Regions from separate parts of the Homo sapiens genome. Here all the other regions are linked to region 2. Evidence: read pairs that join two places in POLR2A ChIA-PET (ENCODE). Cell type or tissue: PC-9. All regions are shown on one strand. Region 1 holds the start of LINC02387 (long intergenic non-protein coding RNA 2387). Region 2 has its middle 17 kb from the start of BICD1. Region 3 overlaps BICD1 (BICD cargo adaptor 1).

Region 1 (8,000 bases), 720 kb before region 2:
AGTGTTTCACTCCTATCACCAAGGCTGGACTACAGTGGCGTGATCTCAGCTCACTGCAACCTCCACCTCCCGGGCTCAATGGATTCTTCTGCCTCAGCCTCTGGAGTAGCTGGGACTATAGGCATGCACCACTGTGCCCGGCTAATTTTTGTATTTTTGGTAGAGACGGGGTTTCACTATGTTACCCAGGCTGGTTTCAAACTACTGAGCTCAAGCGATCCACCCGCCTCAGTCTCCTAAAGTGCTGGGATTACAGGCGCGAGCCACTGTGCCCAGCCTCATACTTTTTATATTCATTTTGAAAAAAACCAAACATACAAAATATAGATAAGCATTTAGATCACAAGTTCCCCAAACTGGTCTTTGTAGCAGCAATTTAGGAATCACCTGGGTGGTTTTTAAAAATACATATTCTGCCGGGCACGGTGGCTCACTTTGGGAGGCCGAGGCGGGCGGATCATGAGGTCAGGAGATCGAGACCATCCTGGCCAACACGGTGAAACCCCATCTCTACTAAAAATACAAAAAAATTAGCCGGGCATGGTGGCGGGCGCCTGTAATCCCAGCTACTCGGGAGACTGAGGCAGGAGAATGTCATGAATCCAGGAGGCAGAGCTTGCAGTGAGCGGAGATCGAGCCACTGCACTCCAGCCTGGGCGACAAGTGAGACTCTGTCTCAAAAAAACAAAACAAAACAAAAAAAAACCAGATTCTGGGTTTGCCCCAATTCCATAAAATTAACCTCTCAAGGGTGAAGCAGGAGAAACTATTTTTTAATGTGCCAAGTGACTTTGAAGTGTGACAAGCTTTTTAAACATTTTATTTGGAGTTTTCTGCTTTTATTATTTTTAATTGACACATAATAATTGTATATATTTATGCGGTACCATGTGAGATTTTGATATAGGCATACAATGTGTAATGATCTAATCAGGGTAATTAACATATCCATCACCTCAAAGAGTTTTGACATCACTCATTTAAACCTCTAAGAAATACTTTTCAGCTGGGCGCAGTAGCTCACGCCTGTAACCCCAGCACTTTGGGAGGCCGAGGCGGGTGGATCACCTGAGGTCAGGAGTTCGAAACCAGCCTGACCAACATGGAGAAACCCCATCTCTACTAAAAATACAAAATTAGCCAGGCATGGTGGCACATGCCTGTAAGCCCAGCTACTCGAAAGGCTGAGGCAGGAGAATCACTTGAACCCGGGAGGCAGAGGTTGCGGTGAGCCGAGATTGCGCCATTGCACTCCAGCCTGGGCAACAAGAGCAAAACTCCTTGGCCGGGTGCGGTGGCTCACGCCTGTAATCCCAGCACTTTGGGAGACCGAGGCGGGCGGATCACCTGAGGTCAGGAGTTCGAGACCAGCCTGACCAACACGGTGAAACCCCATCTCTACTAAAAATACAAAATTAGCCGGTCATGGTGGCACATGCCTGTAATCCCAGCTACTTGGGAGGCTGAGGCAGGAAAATTGCTTGAACCCGGGAGGCGGAGGTTGCAGTGAGCTGAGATCGCACCACTGCACTCTAGCCTGGGTGACAGAGCGAGACTCCATCTCAAAAACAAAACAAAACAGAAAACAAGAGCAAAACTCCGTCTCAAAAAAAAAAAAAGAAATACTCATTTTTCTTTGACTTTAAGCCCTTTTAGAATAAATAAAGCGGTACAAAATATTCATAGATTACTAAACTGTTAGAAGCCAATTGTTAAATTTAAGACTTTAATAGGGAACTTAAAGCAATCAAGAAAATAAACTCTCCACAAAGTTTTAAAAAACAACTATAAAATACATCCTGTAGGCCGGGTACAGTGGCTCAATCCCAGCACTTTGGGAGACCGAGGCAGGCGGATCACCTGAGGTCAGGAGTTCGAGACCAGCTTGACCAATATGGAGAAATCCCTTCTCTACTAAAAATACAAAATTAGCCAGGTGTGGTGGCGCATGCCTGTAATCCCAGCTACTCGGGAAGCTGAGGCAGGAGAATCACTTGAACCCAGGAGATGGAGGTTGCGGTGAGCTGAGATTGTACCACTGCATTCCAGCCTGGGCAACAAGAGCGAAATTCTGTCTCAAAAAAAAAAAAAAAAAATCCTGTAGGTTTGTTATCAAGAAAATGCTGATGACTATAATTAGGATTATAAATTTAGTTGAGAGTGAGAGCTAGATTAGTAAATAAAATTGTCTATAAACATTTGTAAATCAGTCATCCTCCTGGGTACGGTTTGTAAAAGAACCCAGTGCTTAAGTGAAGAGCAGGGACAGCTCCTGGCTCTGGATGGGGGAGAAGTCTTCCTTGTTTCATAGTCAAGGAAAGCTCCCAGCTGACCATCACCCTCTTCTCTTGGAAAACGCCACACCTACCTTCTTGCCATTCCTAGAGCGATTTTCCAGCCTGAGTGGTATGACTGCTTCCATTTCCTCGCCACTCTTGTTTGTCCCTGGCAGTTCACTTTGATTCTCAAAAGTCCATTAAAACCCCTTCCAGGTCCTCCGGGATCCCTGGCCATGTAAGCTCTGCCACCAACAGCAGCCTTTCTAGTACAAAGTCTCTAGAGCTTTCCACAGCCTCTGGCTTGGTCTCTCCCTCTCCAGGCTGGCCACAGGCCCCCAGGGACCTATCTGCCATCTCTTGGAAATATCTTTCTAAATTCCCCACTCCCCCTCCTGCCTTTCCACGACTTTGAGTTGCAATAGTTTGCCCAGTTCCCCTTTTCCTTGTAGTCTTTAAAGATAAGTCCACAGGTTTTTCATTTGTTTATAAGATTTACTCTCCATCAGGAAATGAAAATAAACATAGGGAAGCTGATAAGTCACAGCTCCCCACCCCCAGCCGTTGTTCCGGGGAAGCCTCTCTAGCAAGGCTCAGATGTTTCCATCTTAAGGTTAAATCACACCAAACAATAGAAGCCCTTTGGTTTCACCTCAGTGGGCGGGATGTGCCTCCTTTCATGGATCTCCTGCCCCACACAGGATTTCTCTGGACTCCTTAGAGTGTTTCTTCAAAACTAGTTCAATCTCGATCTAATTAGTCCCCAAAGAGATGCAAACCAAACGAGATGCGATTTTTGTTCTATTAGGAGGGCACAAAAATAAAAAATAAAAATTAAGCCTGATAATAGCCTGTTTGGGCCAGCTTGCTGGGAAGCGGACTCATTTTTATACTGCTGGAGGGGTTCGGAATCAAGAATCTTAAATATGTGCATCCCCTTCAATCCAGTAATCCCACTTCTAGGAAAATATCCTGAGGAGATAATCAAGATGTGCAGTCAAGAATTTATGAACAAAAGATACTCACTGCAGAGCCATAATTGAGAAGAACTGGAAAGGACTTAACATGCCTCCCAGGTGGGGCTTGGCTCTGCAAATCCTCATCTGACTCTATGATGGAATGGGATGCATCCGGTCATGCAGTCATCCGTGCGACAAATAGTTCTTCAGTACCTACTCTGCGTTAGGTAAACAATGCAGAGTATTGTTAACTTGGCTGGGTAAACAGGTAAGTTCTCAGCCCCCCTGGAAAATCCATGATCTCCTAAAGTAAAGCAATTTAAAATTGTTCACATTATTTGTGTGTGAGTGTGAGGGGGCGCTTTATCACCCTCCACCTCTCATCCCCCCACCACAAGCAGTTGCCAAATTCAAATAATTTTTCCTTCAATGCCTCTCCCGTGTGACCGCTCCTTTTCTTTCAAAAGTAAATCCTATGTCTGGGAGGTAACCCGATCACCGCGGAAAGAACGCCGACATGGAAATCTTAGGATTGGTTTCTCGTTCCAGGAAGTTGCGCTACTTTGGGCAAATCACGTCACCTCTGGGACTGTTTCTAATCAGAATAAAGAAAGGGCTGGACCAATCTTTCAGATCCTTTGAATCCAATCATTTTTGGCCTTATGACGGAACCGTCTGTAGATGAGGGCATCTGAATCCTAGTTAAAGGGAAGGGACGGTGAAGCCCTTGAAGATCTGGGGCATATTTCCTGAACACCAAAACGGGAAAGGGCTGTCTAGAGTGAAAGTATAAGACAGACAGGCCCTGTTCCAGGAAGCTCCCTGCACTCTGCTCTTCTCCTCAAGCCGACCCCAAACTCACAGCCAGCTTTAGCAAGCAGGCCCGTCATCCTTCCAGGTGCTATGTAATATTAAGAAGCAGCAGCTAACAATTATTAGTGCTACTAGGGGCAGGAGATTTGCAGTTCCCTCGCTTTCACACAAAAGTATGAGGTCTGTTTTATTATTCCCACTCTAAAGGCAAAATGGAAGCTCACGGAGATTACAGAACTTATGGGAAGTGACAGGGCTATTTGCCACGTTTATACTGGCCAGTCTTCCTCTTTTTCTCAAAGGGTGGGGTGGGAGAGCAGCCTCCCGTGTTATCACCCTCTCCTGCGGCAGAAGACAGAAGCATAGGTCATTTTGGTAGTACGGGTTTGTTGATTACCAACTGGGAGACAGAGGTGAGGTAAATCACAAGCATGGATGTTAGCAGGGCTGCAGAAGTTTATAAATAAATGATCTTAGAATCTCCAGCAGCCCCATTCTTTCATTTGGTAACCGGCCTCCTCCCTGCCCTCATCCCTGTAGCGCCCTTCCCCCATGAGGGTGAAGGGTCAGCTCTAAAAATGCAGTCAGGAAGGAACAATGAGAGTCCTCTCCCCGCCTGGGAGAAATGCAATTTGCATCTCAGATGAGCTCAGATTGGTGAAGCCTCGTTTGGACTCTGATCCTTGCAGTAAGGATCTGCTCTGGGAATCTCCTGTGACCTGTTGAGGTTTGCTGCTCCAAAGGAATAAGGAGTCTTTGACATTAATGTCCATTTAACTCAGGGATCTAAAAAGGCAGGTTAGTGTTAGAGTTCTATAGGCACCCCAGAATTGTACCTAAGAGTGTGTGTGTGCGTGCATATGTGTGTTTTCCTGGGGATGGTGTAGCTTTCCTTAGATTGTCAAAGGAATTTATAGCTGCCCAAAGGTTAAAAACTTGTGTGACAAGTGAGTGTGATAAAGGAGGAACAGTGGTGCAGATCCTGTGGGAGGGGAGAATGACTTAACAAACCCAGAGGTGGGGGTGGGAGGGAAAGAATTCAGGTGAGACTGCACTCAGAGGTAGGATTCCTTTTTCTTTTTTGTAGGTAACATTTTTTGTTTTCTTACTGTGTGCCAGGCATTGTTCTAAACTAAATATACAAGGCCAGGCGCAGTGGCTCACTCCTGTAATCCCAGCACTTTGGGAAGCCGAGGTGGGTGGGTCACTTGAGGTCAGGAGTTCGAGACCAGTCTGGTCAACATAGTGAAACCCCGGCTCTACTAAAAATAGAAAAATTAACCAGGTGGCTCGTGCCTGTAGTCCCAGCTGCTCGGGAGGCTGAGAGAGGAGAATCTCTTGAACCCCGGAGGAGGATGTTGCAGTGAGCTGAGATTGCACCACTGCACTCCAGCCTAGGCAACTGAGAAGACTCTGTCTCAAAAAAAAAAAAAAAAAAAAAAAAAAGACAAATACGTAAACTAAAATCTATGAGAATTAGGTAATTCTCTCTCTTTTTTTTTTTTTTGCCAGAGTTTTGCTCTTGTCGCCCAGGCTGGAGTGCAGTGGTGTGATCTTGGCTTACCGCAACCTCCGCCTCCCGGGTTCAAGTGATTCTCCTGCCTCAGCCTCCCAAGTAGCTGGAATTACAGGTGCGCACCACTAGGCCCGGCTGATTTTTGTATTTTTTTAGTAGAGACGGGGTTACACCATGTTGGCCAGGCTGGTCTTGAACTCCTGAACTCAGGTGATCCACCTGCCTTGGCCTCCCAAATTTCTGGGATGACAGAAGTGAGCCACCGCGCCCGGCCTAATTTTTTTTTTTTTTTTTTTAAGAGACGGAGACTTGCTCTGTTGCCAGGCTGGAGTGCAGTGGCGCCATCTTGGCTTACTGCAAGCTCCACCTCCCAGGTTCAAGTGATTCTCCTGCCTCAGCCTCCCAAGTAGCTGGAATTACAGGTGCGCACCACTAGGTCTGGCTGATTTTTGTATTTTTTTAGTAGAGACGGGGTTACACCATGTTGGCCAGACTGGTCTTGAACTCCTGACCTCAGGTGATCCACCTGCCTTGGCCTCCCAAATTTCTGGGATGACAGGAGTGAGCCACCGTGCCCAGCCTAATTTTTTTTTTTTTAGAGATGGAGTCTCACTCTGTTGCCAGGCTGGAGTGCAGTGGCGCGATCTCGGCTCACTGCAAGCTCCACCTCCTGGGTTTAAGTGATTCTCCTGCCTCAGCCTCCCAAGTAGCTGGGACTACTGGCTGGCGCCACCACGCCCAGCTAATTTGTATTTTTAGTAAAGATGGGGTTTCACCATGTTGGCCAGGATGGTCTCCATCTCTTGACGTCGTGATCTGCCCGCCTCGGCCTCCCAAAGTGCTTGGATTACAGGTGTGAGCCACTGAGCCTGGCCTAAATTTTAAACTATTTGTAGAGACAGGGTCTCGCTATGTTGCTCAGAATGTTCTCAAACTCCTGAGCTCAAGCAATCCTCCTGCCTTGGCCTCCTGAAGTGCTGGGATTAAAGGCATGACCCACTGTGTCCAGCCTTTTGTGGGCTTTTTGACATCCTTTTATGTTTTTCTTTGGTGAAGTGCCTATTCAAATCATTTGCACGCTTTTTTTTTTTTTTGAGATGGAGTCTTGCTCTGTCCCCCAGGCTGGAGTGCAGTGATGCGATCTCGGCTCACTGCAAGCTCCGCCTCCTGGGTTCACGCCATTCTCCTGCCTCAGCCTCCCGAGTAGCTGGGACTACAGGCGCCGGTCACCACGCCCGGCTAATTTTTTTTTTTGTATTTTTAGTAGAGACAGGGTTTCACCGTGTTAGCCAGGATGGTCTTGATCTGCTGACCTCGTGATCTGCCCATCTCGGCCTCCCAAAGTGCTGGGATTACAGGCATGAGTGAGCCACTGCGCCCGGCCATTTGCCCTTTTTTTGTTGTTGGGCTGTTTATCTTATTATTGCATTTTGAGGGTTCATTATATACTCTGGATACAAGCCCTTTGCCAGATATGTGTGTTGCTAATATTCTCTACCAGTCTGTGGCTTATCTTTGCATTCTCCTAAATTTCTTTCAGAGAGCATACATTCTGGTAGAAGAGTACTTAGTCCTGGGCCTGGCAGATTTATTTCTTTCAGGACCCAAGGCCTCTGCTGCAAACATGTTCCACCAGATCTTTGGTCAGAATAAGAAGCATATGAGCTTGATCATTGTTATGGTCACAACTTTTGTATCCCCTCAAAATTCGTACATTGAAACCTAATCTCCAATGTGATAGTATTAAGAGTTGGGGTCATTTGAGAGGTGATGAATGGGCTTCACGCCCTTATAAGAGGGCCAAAGGAGATTGTTTACCCCTTCCACCATGTGAGTGCACAGCTGTAAGGCACCGTCTGTGAGGAATAGGCTCTCACCAGATACTAGCACCTTGGCTCTTGGACTTCCCAGCCTCCACAATTATGTCTGTTTTTTGTTTTGTTTTGTTTTGTTTTTGAGACAGAGTTTGCTCTTGTTGCCCAGGCTAGAGTGCAGTGGCACAATCTCAGCTCACAGCAACCTCTTCCTCCCAGGTTCAAGCAATTCTCCAGTCTCAGCCTCCCGAGTAGCTGGGATTACAGCCACCCGTCACCAAGCCCAACTAATTTTTGTATTTTTAGTAGAGATGGGGTTTCATCATATTGGTCAGGCTGGTCTCAAACTCCTGACTTCATGTGATCCGCCCACCTCAGCCTCCCAAAGTGCTGGGATTACAGGCATGAGCCACCACACCCGACCTGTTGTTTATTCTTTATAAGTCATCCCGCATATGGTATTTTTTTCTTTTCTTTTTTTGAGACAGGGTCTTGCTCTGTTACCCAGGCTGGAGTACAGTGGCATGATCATGGCTCATTGCAGCTTCAACCTCCTGAGTTCAAACAATGCTCCCACCTCAGCTTTCCAAGTATCTGGGACAACAGGTGCATGACACCATGC
Region 2 (8,000 bases):
ACCCAGCTAATTTTTGTATTTTTAGTAGAGACAGGGCTTCACTACGTTGGCCAGGCTGGTCTCGAACTCCTGACCTCAGGTGATCTGCATGCCTCGGCCTCCCAAAGTGCTGGGATTACAGGCATGAGCCACCGTGCCCGGTCAGGTTATTTTTTTGATCGATAACGCATATTGCCTTTAGTTAGAAGTGGGTCACAGTTAGCTACTCCCCACCCCTGAGTACCCGGTTATAATGAAAGCAAGGTTTCGACAAAATTAGGCCACCCATATATATTTGTATAGAGCATGCGCTTATCAGCAAGCAAGCACACAACCGTTCGTACAACCTGCTCATTTTTTTTTTTTTTTTTGAGATGGAGTCTTTCTCTGTCACCCAAGCTGTAGTACAGTGGTGCGATCTTGGCTCACTGCAACCTCTGCCTCCTGGGTTCAGGTGATTCTCCTGCCTCAGCATCCTGTGTAGCTGGGATTAAAGGCGTCTGCCACCATGCCCAGCTAATTTTTGTATTTTTAGTAGAGACGAGGTTTCACCACGTTGGTCAGGCTGATCTCGAAATCTCGACCTCAGGTGATCCACCCTCCTCAGCCTCCTGAGTGCTGGGATTACAGGCGTGAGCCATCGCGCCCAGCCTTTTTTTTTTTTTTTGAGATGAAGTTTCGCTCTGTTGCCAGGCTGGAGTGCAGTGGAGCAATCTCAGCTCACTGTAACCTCTGGCTCCCGTGTTCAAGCAATTTTCCTGCCTCAGCCTCCCAAGTAGCTGGGACTACAGGCGCCTACCACCATGCTCGGCTAATTTTTGTATTTTTAGTAGAGATGGGATTTCACCATATTGGCCAGGCTGGTCTTGAACTCCTGACCTTGTGATCTGCCTGACTTGGCCTCCCAAAGTGCTGTGATTACAGGTGTGAGCCACCACGTCTGGCCTACCACTACCAATTTTAACACTGGAAACTCATTTCTAACATAATGATGCTAACTTTATTTTATTTTATTTTATTGAGACAGGGCCTTTCTCTGTCGCCCCGGCTGGAGTGCAGTGGCATGATCACAGCTCATGCAGCCTCAACGCTCTAGGCTTAAGCAATCTTCCCATCTCAGCTTCCTGAGTAGCTGGGACTACAGGCATGCACCACCATTTCTGGCTAATTTTTTAATTTTTTGTAGAGACAGGGTCTCCCTGTGTTGCCCAGGCTAGTCATGAACACCTGGGCTCAGTGATCCCTCTTCTCAGCCTCCAAAAGTGCTGGGATTACAGGTGTGAGCCACTGCTGCGGGCCCATGCTAACTTTAAAAGTCTCAGGTGCTCATTAAAGAGAAAGCACTTGTAGCAGCTGCCCCAAGACTGGGCTTTCTGATTAGCATGCTGGGTGGCTTCCTGACGGTAGAGGGGAATCCCTAAGAAGGACATTTGACCCACCCACACCCGCATATTGCAAAACACACAGCTTCTGAAATGGTAAATGGCTGGCTCAATATCTTTGCAGTCCCAGTTATAAAGGCTCATCACCTTTTCCATGCCAGTATATAGAGGAGAAACACAATAACAAGTTTCTTATTTCCGTACGTATTTGAACTCCAATGTGAAGAAGGTGTAACATTTATAAAACAACTACATATTTTCTATTCATGATTTGATCATCTATTTTGTTACTCTTTTTGCCTTCCCTTTCAATGTTTGAACATATTCCTTATTATAAGTTCAGTTGAATGATTCGGGATTGACCTATTTCCCCTCTCCTGCTCCCATCTTTTGTAATTTTTCCTAAGGCCAACTGGTGGCCATAGTTCAATTTCCCACTGTAGGCTAGGTTGACTCTTATCATTACTATAAGATGATCCACCTTATTACTATAAGGTGATCTGCCTGCTTTGGCCTCCCAAAGTGTTGGGATTATAGGCGTGAGCCACTGAGCCCAGTCAGGTTATTTTTTTGATCGATAATGCATATTGCCTTTAGTTAGAAGTAGGTCACAGTTGGCTACAGTTAGTTACTATAACTGTCATTCCACAGGATCCTCCTAACTCAACTTATTCTGTGTCCTGTTTTTTCAAAAAAATCACAGAATTTTGCACAGGCTTTGAACATGTTAACCCATGTCTTCAAAAATGAATGAATCTACAAGAACCCAAGCCATGCACTGGCGAGCTCAATGAAGACATACGAAAATCATTCCCTTTGGTCTCAAACATGTTCCATTAGAGATTGTTTGCACCTGGCCGGGCGCTGTGGCTCACACCTGTAATCCCAGCACTTTGGGAGGCCAAGGTGGGCGGATCATCTGAGGTCAGGAGTTCGAGATCAGCCTGACGAACATGGTGAAACCCCATCTCTACTAAAGATACAAAATTAGCCAGGTGTGGTGGTGCATACCTGTAATCCCAGCTACTTGGGAAGCTGAGGAAGGAGAAATGCTTGAATCCAGGAGGTGGAGGTTGTAGTGCGCCGAGACCATGCCATTGCACTCCAGCCTGGGCAAGAAGAGTGAGACTCCCCCTAAAAAAAAAAAAAGAGAGAGAGAGAGATTGTTTGCACCTACAATGTTCATTTTCAGCCTCCATCCAGAAGAGCCAAGTATGGTTTGGACCTAATATTATGAAGTAAATAGCTTTAAACATGGTTTGGTGGATTAATAATGGAGCCATCACTCGGCATCCATTGTCCTAGGCTGTATATATATTTGGAAAGGTTGCTAAGAGAGCATTCTCTTTAGGGCAAAAGGTCAAAGTAAGTGTAGCTTGACACCGACACCTTCCTGGTGACCCGAGTTTCTTCTGCCCACCTCCCTTGTTTTCTGTGAGGAGTCCTTCTGAGCTCATACGCCTGGTCTTATGGAAGGAAGTGGCTTTGAGTGCACCTCTACCTGTCTATACTCAGCCAGAGCTGAAGGGTGGAACAGGTATATCACGGAGAATATTTTCCACGTAACAAGATGGGTAATAAATGCATCAGTCTTGCCTTAGCCACATGCGAGATGGAGCCAGCCTCACTCACTTATCTCATCAGAATTTGGCCCATCACATTCATGTAAACAATTAAGAGGGGCCAGGATTTCTTCAGTTTTGTCTTGGGGGTGAGTAATAGAATCTCTGGTCCTGAGGTGAAAAAGTGATTTTTAAAAATTAGTTGGTTATGTTGTGATATGAGTTATCCCCCAGCCCACCCTGTCCACATTGCTCAACCAGATTTCTTCCCTTGGGGCCCTGCATGTTCAGCTTCACGATATCCTCCCATAGTCTGGAAAGCCCGTCCCTCATGCCCTTGGTATTTCATGTTTTGTGTAGCAATTGCTTCAGTTGTCCATTCCAATTTTTCAGTTGTACTAAATGCTTCAGGAGTGATGTTTAGAAACATGAAAAAAAATCACCAACTCTGTTTTTTTTTTCACGTGGCTCATTTGCATCGCGTATGCCTTAAAATGCATTCATTAGCTTGTTGCTTTATAAGTTGGAGGTCCATTTTGGAGGCAATCCAGGGTTTCTAGTCTTTTTATGCTTTTGTGCTCTTGATGTGACTGAGGGCAGACAAGGCTTAAACCAGAATCATTGTCAAAACCAATTAAGAAAAGCCTCCAAAGTCTCCCAATGCAATGGAAAAAGCCAGATGGAACTGACATGCCAGTTATGCCCCAGGCTATACCCTCACAGGATGTGGCCACTGACCAAAGGGAATTGTTCCTGTTGTGTCTTAATTGAGCTCACAGTGCATGGCTTGGCTCCTGCAGATCTGCTCATTCTGAGGACCTGGGCTGCCACCTTCAAAGTCTGCACAGTTTATTGTTCCAGCCACCAGCACTCTCTCTTTGGGCTGTGACTGGTCGACAGCGACGTGACCAAACCATTCTTGAATCATGCTAGCAGGCCTTTATGTGAGCAGTGTGAGCAGGGCCTACCTGAAAGAGCTGATAGAGCTGTTGATGGCACTAAATGAGACAATGTGTATATAGTTCTTAGCACAGAGCCTGGAACACCAGAGTTGTTCAGTAAGTGATCTGTGATTATCTCAGAACACACATCCCCACTTCACAACTTGGTTCCAATATCACCTGTTCTGTGAAACCTCACTGACAACACTCACTAGCAGAGGTAATGAAAAATCATAGGAGTTGCTTCAACTTTTCACCTTACAAAGATCTTTCACCTCCGTCATCTCACTTGATTTCTGTGACTGCCCTGTGAAGTTAGTATTATTATTATTCTCATGTGACAGATGGTGAAACCGAAGCCCAGTGGGGTTAAGTGACTTTACCATGGCCACATGGGACATGAATCTAAGTCTTGTGACTACTAGTCCACTGTTTTATCCATTATAGCATTTTGGTAGAGAACGTGACTTATAATTTGTAGACACTCAGTGAGGATAGGAGGAAGTAGTAGAAAGTGGAGTGAGAGAGGAATACCTGGCCTAGGAAAGACAGTTCAGAGTTGACAAACATCGTTTATCAGCTGTAAGGCCTCACGTAAGGTGTATAACTTCTCTGTGCCTTCATTTCCTCACCATAAAATGGGAATAATAATAATAATATTTTATTATTACCCTTAGTATCCTGGGGCCTGGGGTGTTGTAAGGGGTAAGTTTATCTATCTATCTATCTATCTATCTATCTATCTATCTATCTATCCAAATCATGTTTGTGTGTGTGTGTGTGTTTTTTTTTGAGACAGGGTCTTGCTCTGTCATCCAGGCTGGAGTGCAGTCACACAATCTCAGCTCACTGCAGTCTCAACCTCCTGGGCTCAAATGATTCTCCCACCTCAGCCTCCCAAATAGCTGGGATTACAGGTGCGTGCCACCATGTCTGGGTAATTTTTAAATTTTTCTACAAATGGAGTTTCTGCTATGTTGCTCAGGCTGGTCTTGAACTTCTGGGCTCAAATGATCCTCCTGCCTCAGCCTCCCAAAGTGCTGAGATTACAGGTGTTAGCCACCATGCCCTGCTGTTATTTTTTTTTTAAGTTAGAGAAAAGCACAATGGAATCAACCTTCAAGTTTGTTTACCAAATTAAAACCAAGAGTTTGTAACTGTGTTCTCCTCAGTCACCCAGAAACTCTAGTAGCACATTAAAGAAGTTGTATATAAGGCTTGTGTCGCTCTGTCCAGCATGTGATCATGGGCTGCCCACAGTATATTTTGGTACTCAGTATCCTCATGAAAATAGGCTGAGATACCCAGGGTCCTTATTAGGAGAAATCAGAATACTATTATGGCATGTGCTTTGTACTTATTAAATTTTTTTTAAAAAGAACAGGCTGGGTGCAGTGGCTCAAGCCTGTAACCCTAGCACTTTGGGAGGCCAAGGCAGGAAGATTGCTTGATCCCAGGAGTTTGAGACCAGCCTGGGCAATATAGTGAGACCTCGTCACTACAAAAAATAAAAAATTAGCTGGGCATGGTGGCTCACACCTGTAGCCCCAGCTACTTGGGAGGCTGAGGTGGGAAAATTGCTTGAGCCTGGGAAGTTGAGGCTGCAATGTGTTGTAATCGCACCACTGCACTCCAGCCTGGGTGACAGAGCAAGACTCTGACTCAAAAACAAACAAATAAATAAAATAAAATAAAATATAAATAAAAAGAACAGAAAAAGCAAAAATGTCAAAAAAGAGAACTAAGAAGTTGAGCTGGGTGTGCAAAACAGTGCCAAACCATCTAACTTCCCTCCACCAGCAATGAGAGAAAGCGTTTTAAACTGAAATGATTTAGTAGCTATACTGATTGGTTTGACTTGGTTTGATAAAAATGATCTGTGCAAGCTGGTTCCATGCCCATAGCATCAGCTGGGGTTCCATGGCAACAAAAATAATTACTCATCTGCAAACAGTCTTTGTAACAGCTAAGGGTTTGATTAGCATCTTAAAATTACTTTGTGATTCAAGGAATTTTATTTCCCACTTAAAGAACAAAACAATGATGATTTTTTTCTGGAATTGGTCATGTTTTAAAAGAACAAGAGGAGACAGATTATGGGTATGTTCTTCTATAAACTGTGTTTAGATTTTAGAACTGTGCATCCATTCTCAGCTAATCAGATGACAGCTCACTCTGCAGGACTCACATGCTGGTCTGATCGTTTACGTGTTCTTGGTCACCCTTTTTCTGTTTCTGCCTGTGAATCTTACCTCTTTCAAGCCCCTGTACTCCGACTCCCTCTCAGCAGATGACTGGAGACAGAAAATAAGAGTCCATCATCTTATTTAAATAGATTAAAGGAAACACAAAGACCGCAATGGAAAAATTGCAAAAGATGGAAAGAAAGAGAAGAAATAGAAATAATAAATAAATAAATGTAGTGGTTTGAGTCAGAAGGTTCGATCTCATTAGTTACCAATAAAATGTACATTGGAAGGACAATAAGATGATACTCCTTTTTTACCTGTCAAATTGGCAAAGAGTCTTTTTTTTTTTCTCCATCTGTCGCCCAGGCTGGAGTGCAGTGGCGCGATCTCGGCTCACTGCAAGCTCCGCCTCCTGGGTTGACGCCATTCTCCCGCCTCAGCCTCCCGAGTAGCTGGGACTACGGGCGCCCGCCACCTCGGCTGGCTAATTTTTTTGTATTTTTAGTAGAGACGGGGTTTCACCGTGTTAGCCAGGATGGTCTCGATCTCCTGACCTCGTGATCTGCCCGCGTCGGCCTTCCAAAATGCTGTTACTACAGACGTGAGCCACCGCACCCGGCCCAAATTGGCAAAGAGTTTTAAAAGTAATAGCATTCAGCATTGATAAAGGCATGGGAAAGCTGGAGCTCTTTTCCACTCCAACTGATACATAAACTAGTTCACAGCCTTCAAAACATTCACACTCTTGGACCTAGTACTAACTCTACTTGGAGTGAGTTAGTTATACAAGGTTAAACTCCAATAATAGGAGAATGATTACAACGACTTCTTTGTAATTATTTTAAAATTTCTTTTAAGCGCTTAACCACAAGCTAGCCACACATCTGAGGTCCTTACATGTATTTTGTCATTTAATCCTCATCAGAACTCTGTGAAGCAAATACTGTATTTCCTTTTTATGGAGGAGGAAACTGAGGTACAGAAAAAATGGAGGGACAGTGGCTCTAATGCCAGAGGCAGGCTCTGAACCAGTATGCTTAACTGCCTAGTTTCAGAAGAGGCTTAAGGCAGCAGGCGGAGCTGTATAAAATACAAGATAATCTCAAGTATTCTGTAGGAGAGAGAAAAACAATGGCAAAGACAGACATAAAACAGAGCCAGGAATGAGGCCAAAAATATATATCATTTGACCTATACACTTGCTAAGAGGACCACAAATTTGGCTAGAAGCTTTCTAGCAGCCTGTGGATAAAAGGAAATCTGATCAGTCATACAATTTACAGTATCCATAAGATAAAAGCAGGCCAATTACTCAGAAGAAGCCAACGATTCTAGGTAGTAAGACCAGACATAGATTTATTCTGCAGAACACAAAATGTTCTTGTAAAAAGAGACACTGTGTGAGCTAATGGATAATGAGCTCAACAGCATCCTTGTTTAGACAAGATGACCACTGATATGGTTTGGCTGTGTCCCCACCCAAATCTCATATTGAATTGTAGTTTCCATAATCCCCACGTGTCATGGGAGGGACCCGGTGGGAGGTAACTGAATCAAGGGGGCAGTTACCTCCATGCTGTTCTCGCGATAGTGAGTTCTCATGAGATTTGATAGTTTTATAAGAGGCTTTCGGCTTTCTCCCTTTTGCTCTGCACTTATCCTTGCTGCCACCATGTGAAGAAGGACATATATTGTAAGTTTCCTGAGGCCTCCCCAGCCATGCTGAACTGTGAGTCAGTTAAACCCCTTTCCTTGATAAATTACCCAATCTCAGGTATGTCTTTATTAGCAGTGTGAGCACAGACGAATACAATCACTTCCACTGGGTTGAGTCTTCTAGCTTTTCTCTTAGGGCTTATGGCCCAACATCAAAACATGGTAACAAGCAACAAGGATGTGGCTCAGGCACCCAGGTCCCTACTGCTTGGGGGATCGTAGGGTACCTGA
Region 3 (8,000 bases), 120 kb after region 2:
AAGGAGGGTTGCCAGGTGAAGGTTGCAGGAGGGGAGCTAAGTAAAAATGCTATATAAACTGCATACTTTTTAGAAACGGTAGTGGTTCGTCCATCCAGCCTGCTACCACTGGACCGCTGCATATGTAAGTCCCCTCGAGAAGCCCTATATCTCATTTGCCAGCTCTCGGTCTCTTCTTTGGCCTCTCTTCTTTGGCCTCTCGAACCTGTGCTATCCCTATCCAACTCAATAGGGGTCTGGCACAATAACATGTAACTAACAATTAGGAAACAGAAACCTGTCTTTTAGAATGTGGGACTTCTCTTCATCAAAAGCACTGTAAAATGAGTTAAGAAACAACCCATAAATACTTGAGGAAGATACTTGCCATACATGTAACTGACAAATTAATAAAGGAAAAAGGTACTCTGGAGAAAAATGAACAAAAGCCTTGAATAGAAACTACACAGAAGTGGAAATGTGAGGTTGGGCGTGGTGGCTCACACCTGTAATCCCAACATTTTGGGAGGCCTAGACAGGTGGATTGCTTGAGCCCAGGAGTTTGAGGCCAGCCTGGGCAACATGGTGAAACCCCATCTCTACAAAAAAATGCATAAATTAACTGGGTGTGGTGGCAGACATCTGTGGTCCCAGCTACTTGGGAGGCTGAGGTGGGAAGATTGCCTGAGCCTGGGAGGTGGAGGTTGCAATGAGCTGTGATCATGCCATTGCACTCTAACCTGGGCAACAGAGGAGACCCTGTCAAAAAAAAAAAAAAATGAAAATGTGAATGGTCAATAAAAATGTGAAACTACTTAACTTCATTAGTAATCAGGGAAATGCAAATGAGAAGCACCAGGTGATACTGTTTCACACTCTCCGGGGCGGCCAAAATTTTTAAGTCTTAACAAACAACCCTAACAATGTAGAGTCACAAACAGGAATCCTTAGACACTGCTGGTGGCAGTTGAATTAGTACAGCCACTTTGGAGAACTCTGCAGCCTTGTCAGGAAGAGTTGAAGCTGTGTGTAATCCACAACACTGCCCACACTCCACAGCAATGCTTCTCAAGCCTGGCATAATATATTAGCATCCCAAAATGAGCATGTTGGAAATACTTACACCTGGCCCTTACCCCAGACCTGTGATTCTCAAATGGTATGCCAAGATGCCCTGGGGAACCACAGCAAACTCACAGAAGACGATGGGATATCTTAAATGTTCAAGGGGAATGCAGTGATACTTGGCATCTGTTGAACGCAGTGTGAATTACTAGCTCAAGACACTTCAGTTCAGTCTCAATGTTACCCCACGCATCATCCCTTTCTATTATGCGAAGCTGGATTTTCAGTGGTTGCTGTAACAAAAAGCAGATATCATGAAAATCAGTATGGAAGAGGAAATAAGGGTGATAGAGTCCAATATGATTCCAAAGTTTAAGAAGTTGTATAGTGCCCAACGAGTGCACACATTCCATTAATAAGTAATTGAGGTTATTTAAGAATGAAATAAAACTTTTTTCTTTGGTATTTTCATACAGATTTTTCAAACAGCTACTGCATTGTTAGGACAAAAAAGACTTGTTAACTTTTTTGGACCTAACTACTTAAATGGAATTGTTAGGAATTTGTTCTAGGGGTGCCTAGAACCCTGAAAAAATTGAGCCACTTAGTAGTGTCCCTTCAACTGAGAATATTTGGGAATCTCTTTCCCAAATTAGTTAACTCAGAATGGAGATGGAATCTCTATGTCTTTGTTTTTAAAAAGCTCCCCAAGTGATTCTAATGGGTTCGTAAGGTTGAGAACCACTGCTTGAGAGACTCTTGCACATGTGACTTAGGATAATGCTACTCAAATTGTACCTGGGGGCCAGCGCTGGTTTGCAAATTATTTCCTACAGATCTGCAGCAAGTTTATATGAATCATACTTTCAGTGAATAATGGTACAGTTTTTGTAATCTTTTGTCTTCTGATTAAATTTACTGAAATATAATTTTATGTCAAATTTTATAATGGAAAAATTGAGGCTTGTACTTTGTGCTTTTTTCTCATATTTTTCTAATATTTATGATTTTACAGCTTTGTTGATGTATAAGTGATCAATTTGCACTCTTTAAATATGTGCAATATATTATATGTCAATTTTGACATATGTATATACTTGCGAAATCATCAACACAACCAAGATAATGAACATATCCATGACTCTCTAAAGTATTTTCTCATCCCTGTGTAATCTCTCCCATTTGGCCCTCCACATCCCTTCATAATCCTCCACTCCTGTCCCCGCCCCAGTGCAACCACTCATCTGCCTGTTGTCACTATAGATTAGTTTGCATTCTCTAGCATTTCATGTAAATGGAATGTTACTGAATGTACTCTTGCTTTTGTCTGGCTTCTTTTACTTAGCATAATGTTTTGCAATTCAGCCATGTTGTTGGATATGTCAGTAGTTTACTCCTTTTTATTGCCGATTAGTATTCCATTGTATGGATATGCCACAACTTGGTTTTTTATTCACCAATTGATGGATATTTGAAATGTTTGCATTTTGGCTGCTATGAACATTTGTGTGTAAATCTTTATGTGATCACGTGCTTTCATTTGTCTTGGATAAATAAATACCTAGGAGTGGAATGGTTGGATTGCATGGTAGGAATATGCATATAGTAATTTATTTTTATTGCATTTCACAAATAAAAAGCATTAGCCCACAAGGATTAGAAATAAAACTCTCCCAGGCCGGGAGCAGGGGCTCATGCCTGTAATCCCAGCACTTTGGGAGGCTAAGGTGGGCTGATCACCTGATGTCAGGAGTTCAAGGCCAGCCTGGCCAACAAGGTGAAACCTCATATCCACTAAAAATACAAAAATTAGCTGGGTGTGGTGGTGCATGCCTGTAATCCCAGCTACTCAGGAGGCTGAGGTAGGAGAATCACTTGAACCTGGGAGATGGAGGTTGCAGTGAGCCGAGATCACGCCACTGCACTCCAGCCTGGGAGACAGAGCAAGACTCCTTCTCAAAAAAAAGAAAGAAGGAAAGAAAACTCTTCCTTCAGCAAATGTATTTTGAAAAGTACTAGCCTAAGTTAAATGCCCAACAGTGTTCACAGCTACATTGTTTATAATAGCAAAAGACTGGAAACAATCCAATCATCCATTGTCAAGAGAATGGATTATTAATATGAAGTATATATCCAGTAGACTACTTTATAACAATGAAAACTACATTGATGTAGCTGCAGTTTATCTACTACATTAATGTAGCTGCAGCTACATTAATCAGAATGAATAAACGGAATTTAAAGTTGAGTTCCAAAAGCAAATTGCAAAAGAGTGCATATGGAAGGATTTCATCATATGAATTTTACAAACAGTATTTTACTACAATATTAAATAGCATTTTATTTACAGAAACATACATATATGGTAAACTATAAAGAAAATGGTGATACAAAATGCAGGATAGTGTTTACTTGGGGAGTGGCCGAAGGTACAATGAGAGAGATAGGACCAAGGAGGACAGACAGAGGCCTTTGAGGCTAGTGGGTCTTGGTCCCGTTCTTAAACTATAGGAATTCATTTTAATGTTACATTTTGTGTTTATATTTTGTCATAAATTTTTTGTGCATATTCAATATGTAACCACAAAATACAAAAAAACTCTCAACAGTTGACAAGGGAGTTTATTAAGCAAATAGAGGTACCAATTACAAACCATCAGGGTTAGAAAAAAAATCCAGGCTTTAAGTAAATATAAATCTAAGTAATAGGCTATTGACTATTATCTTAGAAAAACTTGGGGTATTACACCAGGTTATCACAGAATATTTAGTTGAGAAGTATGGAAAATATGATATGCTATTTATTTGAATGATACTCGGTAGGCATGTAATGTGATGATTAAATCAGTTAAGAATATGTGATAGATTTTTTTTAAAAAAACATCTCATTTAAAATGCATGTCTTTTGTTTTTATGATTATTGAAAAATGGTTTTCAGAATACAAAATGAGAATCAAAAATTGGTAATTAGATATTCTGTGTTTCTCAAATGGACGGACTTTATAATTGGGTGGAGTTATGTTAAAAGCTAGAAAAACTGAAGAAGTTAAGAAAGAATTGAAAATTCCCATTAAGAGAAAAAAGAAAAAGCTGCAACCTTTGCTAATATAAACCGTAAGAGCCTATGCCTCTTGAAATTTCTCTGTGTTTGTCTTTGTACATTTTTAATGACTTAATGAGAAAAAAGATTCATCAGGACTCCTTTCCTAGCAGGAGGTTTAGTGTTTCACAAATGAGTAGGGAGCTGCTCTCATAATGAGGTAAACGGCCACCTGATTCTTGGATAAGTCCAAGGAAAACCTTTACACCAGAGGAAGCAACAGCTTGCCAGTGTTCAATCTGAGACTTTCCAAGGTCAGAAGAGAGGAGGATTGGTATTGATATTTAATAAGCATTTACTGTGTCCAAGGCATTTTGGTACGAATTTTATATCTCTTATCTGATATCCTTGCCTTTTAGGACTAGGCTGTTTTTACCTTTAAGGTAGATGTTATTATTCTCATTTTACACATGAGGTAACTGAAACATAGAACTTAAAAACCTTGCCAAACATTTCAGAGGAGGCAGATTTAAACCCAGATGCATTTGCATTAAACCCCAATGGATTTGATTCCAAAGCACGTCGTCTTTCTGCTAATAATAGCCAACAGTCATTGAGTACTTACTATATTTATACCAAGGTCTGTTCCAAGTGATACATAGATTTTCTCTTTTAAGCCTCGTGGCAGTATGAGAAAGAAGCTATTATTATCCCCATTTTACAGATGAAAAAATGGAGTCACAGAATGTTATGTAATTTGCCCAATGTCACACAGTAAGTGGCAGAGTTGGTCCACCTCAGGAGCCCACACTCTTAACCTCTTTTGGCCTTTTATGAGTACATCTGCCCTTTCAAGGATCAGGCTTGAGTCTGTCAGGGAGGCCTCATGTCTCCTATTAACTTTTGAGCCATACGCATCATGGAAACTGGTTTCTCCTGGCTGGGTACTTCTGAGTTGCCTGGCCTCCTGTGAGCTCTTCTTTTCTAATTGAATCTACTCTCTAAGACTCTTTGCTGCTGGAATATGCAGCAGTAGTTTGAGAGACACTTCTCAGTCAGTTCTAACATGTTTAGCTAGGTTCTTCCTATTTTTTGTGCTTCATCAGATCATTTGGGCTCAGTGTTTTCTTTCTTTTTATTTTTTTCTTTTTTTTTGAGACAGTATCTCACGTTGTTGCCCAGGCTGCAGTGCAGTGGTGCAATCTCAGCTCACTGCAACCCTGCCTCCTGGGTTCAAGCGATTCTCCTGCGATTCTCCTGCCTCAGCCTTCAGAGTAGCTGGGATTACAAGCACCTGCCATCACAGCCGGCTAATTTTTGTATTTTTAATAGAGATGGGGTTTCACTATGTTGGTCAGGTGGACCTTAGGTGATCCACCTGCCTCAGCCTCCCAAACTGCTGGGATTACAGACGTGAGCCACCGCGCCCAGTCTGGGCTCAGTGTTTTTCAGTGGAATAAGGATGAATCATTAGAAGAGCTTTCATACCTCTTAAACTCTCAAATTCCATGCCTTAATAAGGATTTTTATTAATACTTCATTTAAAACAAACAGTAATTAAGCATCATTTTAACCATTTGATGTGATTATAACTCATATGCTTTCTACTCCAAAAATATTTGAAGTAGAAGAAACCAATACAATGGGATAAACACAAAAAAATGCAGAACAATGTAGAGAAAACAGAGATAATTATACAAAACCTTAAGGTATTTTCGTTATTGCTGTTGAGCATTTAATGCTGAATTTCCTGGCAGCTGAGGCAACAGAAAGGTAATTGGTCAGATAATTTTTGTTATATGTTCAAATAAAGTAAACTAGTTCATTGGGGAGGATAGGGTACCATGTCAGGCCACTAGCCAACCCTTTTCTTCCTACAAGTTAAATTATATCTGAATATCCTCTGGAGCACTCAGATCTTAAAATACTTTAGAAGAGACTGTAAAGAACTGCCAGTGATTGTCTTTAAAGAGGCGTCATGGCAGTGCTGTAATTCTTGCTTAGCAACACTTATATCTAAGCTTTCTTCTCTGAGGGAAAGGCCAGGTTCTAGGTCACTCCCTCACTTTGTTCCAGTCTCTGCCCAAAGGTCACCTCTTCCCTGACTGCCCTTTCTATATGAGGTTCCCACCGAACGCATCTGGGTTGCCCTCTATCCCTGTCCAACATAGTAGTCACTAGCCATATATGACAATTAAAATTAATTAAATGACAAAATAAAAAATTCAGTACTTTGGTCATACCAGCCACATTTCAAAAGCTCAGTAGCCATGTGTGGCAACTGGGCATATTGGCAACACAGATACGTCATCGCAGAAAGTTCCACTGGGCACTGCTAGCCTATGCTCTTGCCTTAACTTTTTCAACACTATGCCATGCCATGCACCTATTGATTTGTTTATGTTCCACTAGAATACATGCTCTGGATCACAGAGTTTTTTTTTTTTGTTTTCCCAGAACATAGCTGAATCCTCAGTGCCTAAAGCAGTGCCTGACATAGTACAGTGCTTTGTAAATACTTGCCGAGTGAATGAACAACAAATGAATGAATGAATTTTAGTATTATTTTGCAGTTTCAAATCAAAAGTATTTTGTCTAATGTCCCTGGGTGACCTAGTACACGTTCTGCCACAGTTTTTGAGATGAAAGAACGAAAATTCTGTGATCAAAGAGAACATTTTAAAGATAAAATGATATTAAATATACTAGTCAAAATTTTATTTCTTTTATCTTTTATATTATGAAGAATAATGGGTACGAAATTTCTGTTTATCAATTAACGTATCATCCTGAATATGAACACAGAAAATATCAATTTTCTTTGCATTAAGAAGTCATGTAAGTAGAAGGAGAAAACAAAGTACTTATTACATAGCTAACTGGACTTACAGTCACATCTAATTTAAAGCAAATTTGCTCCATGCAATGGAATATACTAAAAGTAATATTGTGCAATTATAGCTACAGACATGATAGGAAATCATAATACATTCTAAAAGTATATAGAAAAATGTCAGTTTACTTCAACTTATTTTAAACAAAAATTACCCATGAAATGATTGCAGTACCTAAAAAGAATTTGCAATCTGAACAAAATATAACTAGAAGCACGACTACCCTATATCTCCTATAAATACAGATTGAAGCTAGTTTTGTGATTTCAGCCAAAGATGCAGCTTCAGTAACCTTGAAAAACATTGTTTCCTTTCTATTGGGCCTGGCTTTGTCAGGAGATACTCAGGAGGTGATGGTGAAAGGAGGTACCTGGTGGAGCCAGACGAGTCGGGTAAATCAGCTTTAACAAGCAGCCAGATGATAGATGTCAGTTGGGTGTCATGCCCAATTCTAGTTGCTGACAATTAGGAATTAGATTAAAATAGGAGTGTTTTCTCCTTCACCCTCCCTTTCTTAAAAGCAGCCATTTTCTGAGTAGTGTTAGTTCTTAGTTCTCAGTGGATTTGCAAATGCAGATCATGAGGCACCTCTAGCTTGGGCAGGATTGGTGTTATTTTGCTATTTCAAGTAAAAAACATGATGGTTAGTGTCCTTGGATAACCTCATATACTTTCATTGTTTTTCAAATCAGGTCCAGTGAAGGGCCAAGTTCTTCATAAATATCATGGCTAATTTTGGAAACCCATATGTTCAGTTAAGGTTTCTGAAACTGGAATAAATATGAATGGAGGATTTATCAACATTTGGATATTTGCAATTTCAATTCTTGATTCTTTTTTGAAAATCTATTCTGGGTCTACATCTGAAATGTTTATCTCCTTTGGTGCTAGATCCAGAGTACAATTTTTGAAAACTTTAAATCAAGGGTGGAACAATAAATTCACTTGCTCTTAAGACTTTAGGGGTTGTTTTAGCTGCCAAGAGAGCATTGCCTGTGTGCTGCGAAAAATACGAGAGCCAC

What was found. Peaks named below come from ENCODE experiments on the same cell type or tissue, not always from the same donor. Only the 100,000 strongest peaks of a DNase experiment are listed, where the experiment ranks them.
Region 1: POLR2A ChIA-PET joins it to region 2 with 11 read pairs; 2 of 35 experiments call an interaction of 5 or more read pairs at or near these places.
Region 3: POLR2A ChIA-PET joins it to region 2 with 14 read pairs; 3 of 35 experiments call an interaction of 5 or more read pairs at or near these places.

Annotation. Positions count from the first base shown.
Region 1 is chr12:31,366,381-31,374,380 of GRCh38, forward strand. It overlaps LINC02387 (long intergenic non-protein coding RNA 2387), which reads right to left and starts at 2,921. Exons shown (of 2, transcript NR_146469.1): 1 at 2,369-2,921. RefSeq lists enhancers at 3,962-4,569, 4,570-5,178. In PC-9, no CTCF peak of the experiment used is centred here; DNase peaks (open chromatin) are centred at 3,431, 3,811, 4,651 and 5,061; H3K4me3 peaks cover 1,747 bases; H3K27ac peaks cover 3,439 bases.
Region 2 is chr12:32,086,110-32,094,109 of GRCh38, forward strand. No RefSeq gene overlaps it. Among named protein-coding and RNA genes, the nearest start is that of BICD1, 17 kb to the right of the region's middle. RefSeq lists a silencer at 1,280-1,399 and an enhancer at 3,323-3,823. In PC-9, no CTCF peak of the experiment used is centred here; a DNase peak (open chromatin) is centred at 3,638.
Region 3 is chr12:32,203,604-32,211,603 of GRCh38, forward strand. All of the region lies in intron 1 of BICD1 (BICD cargo adaptor 1), which reads left to right. Among named protein-coding and RNA genes, the nearest start is that of BICD1-AS1, 100 kb to the left of the region's middle. In PC-9, no CTCF peak of the experiment used is centred here; no DNase peak of the experiment used is centred here.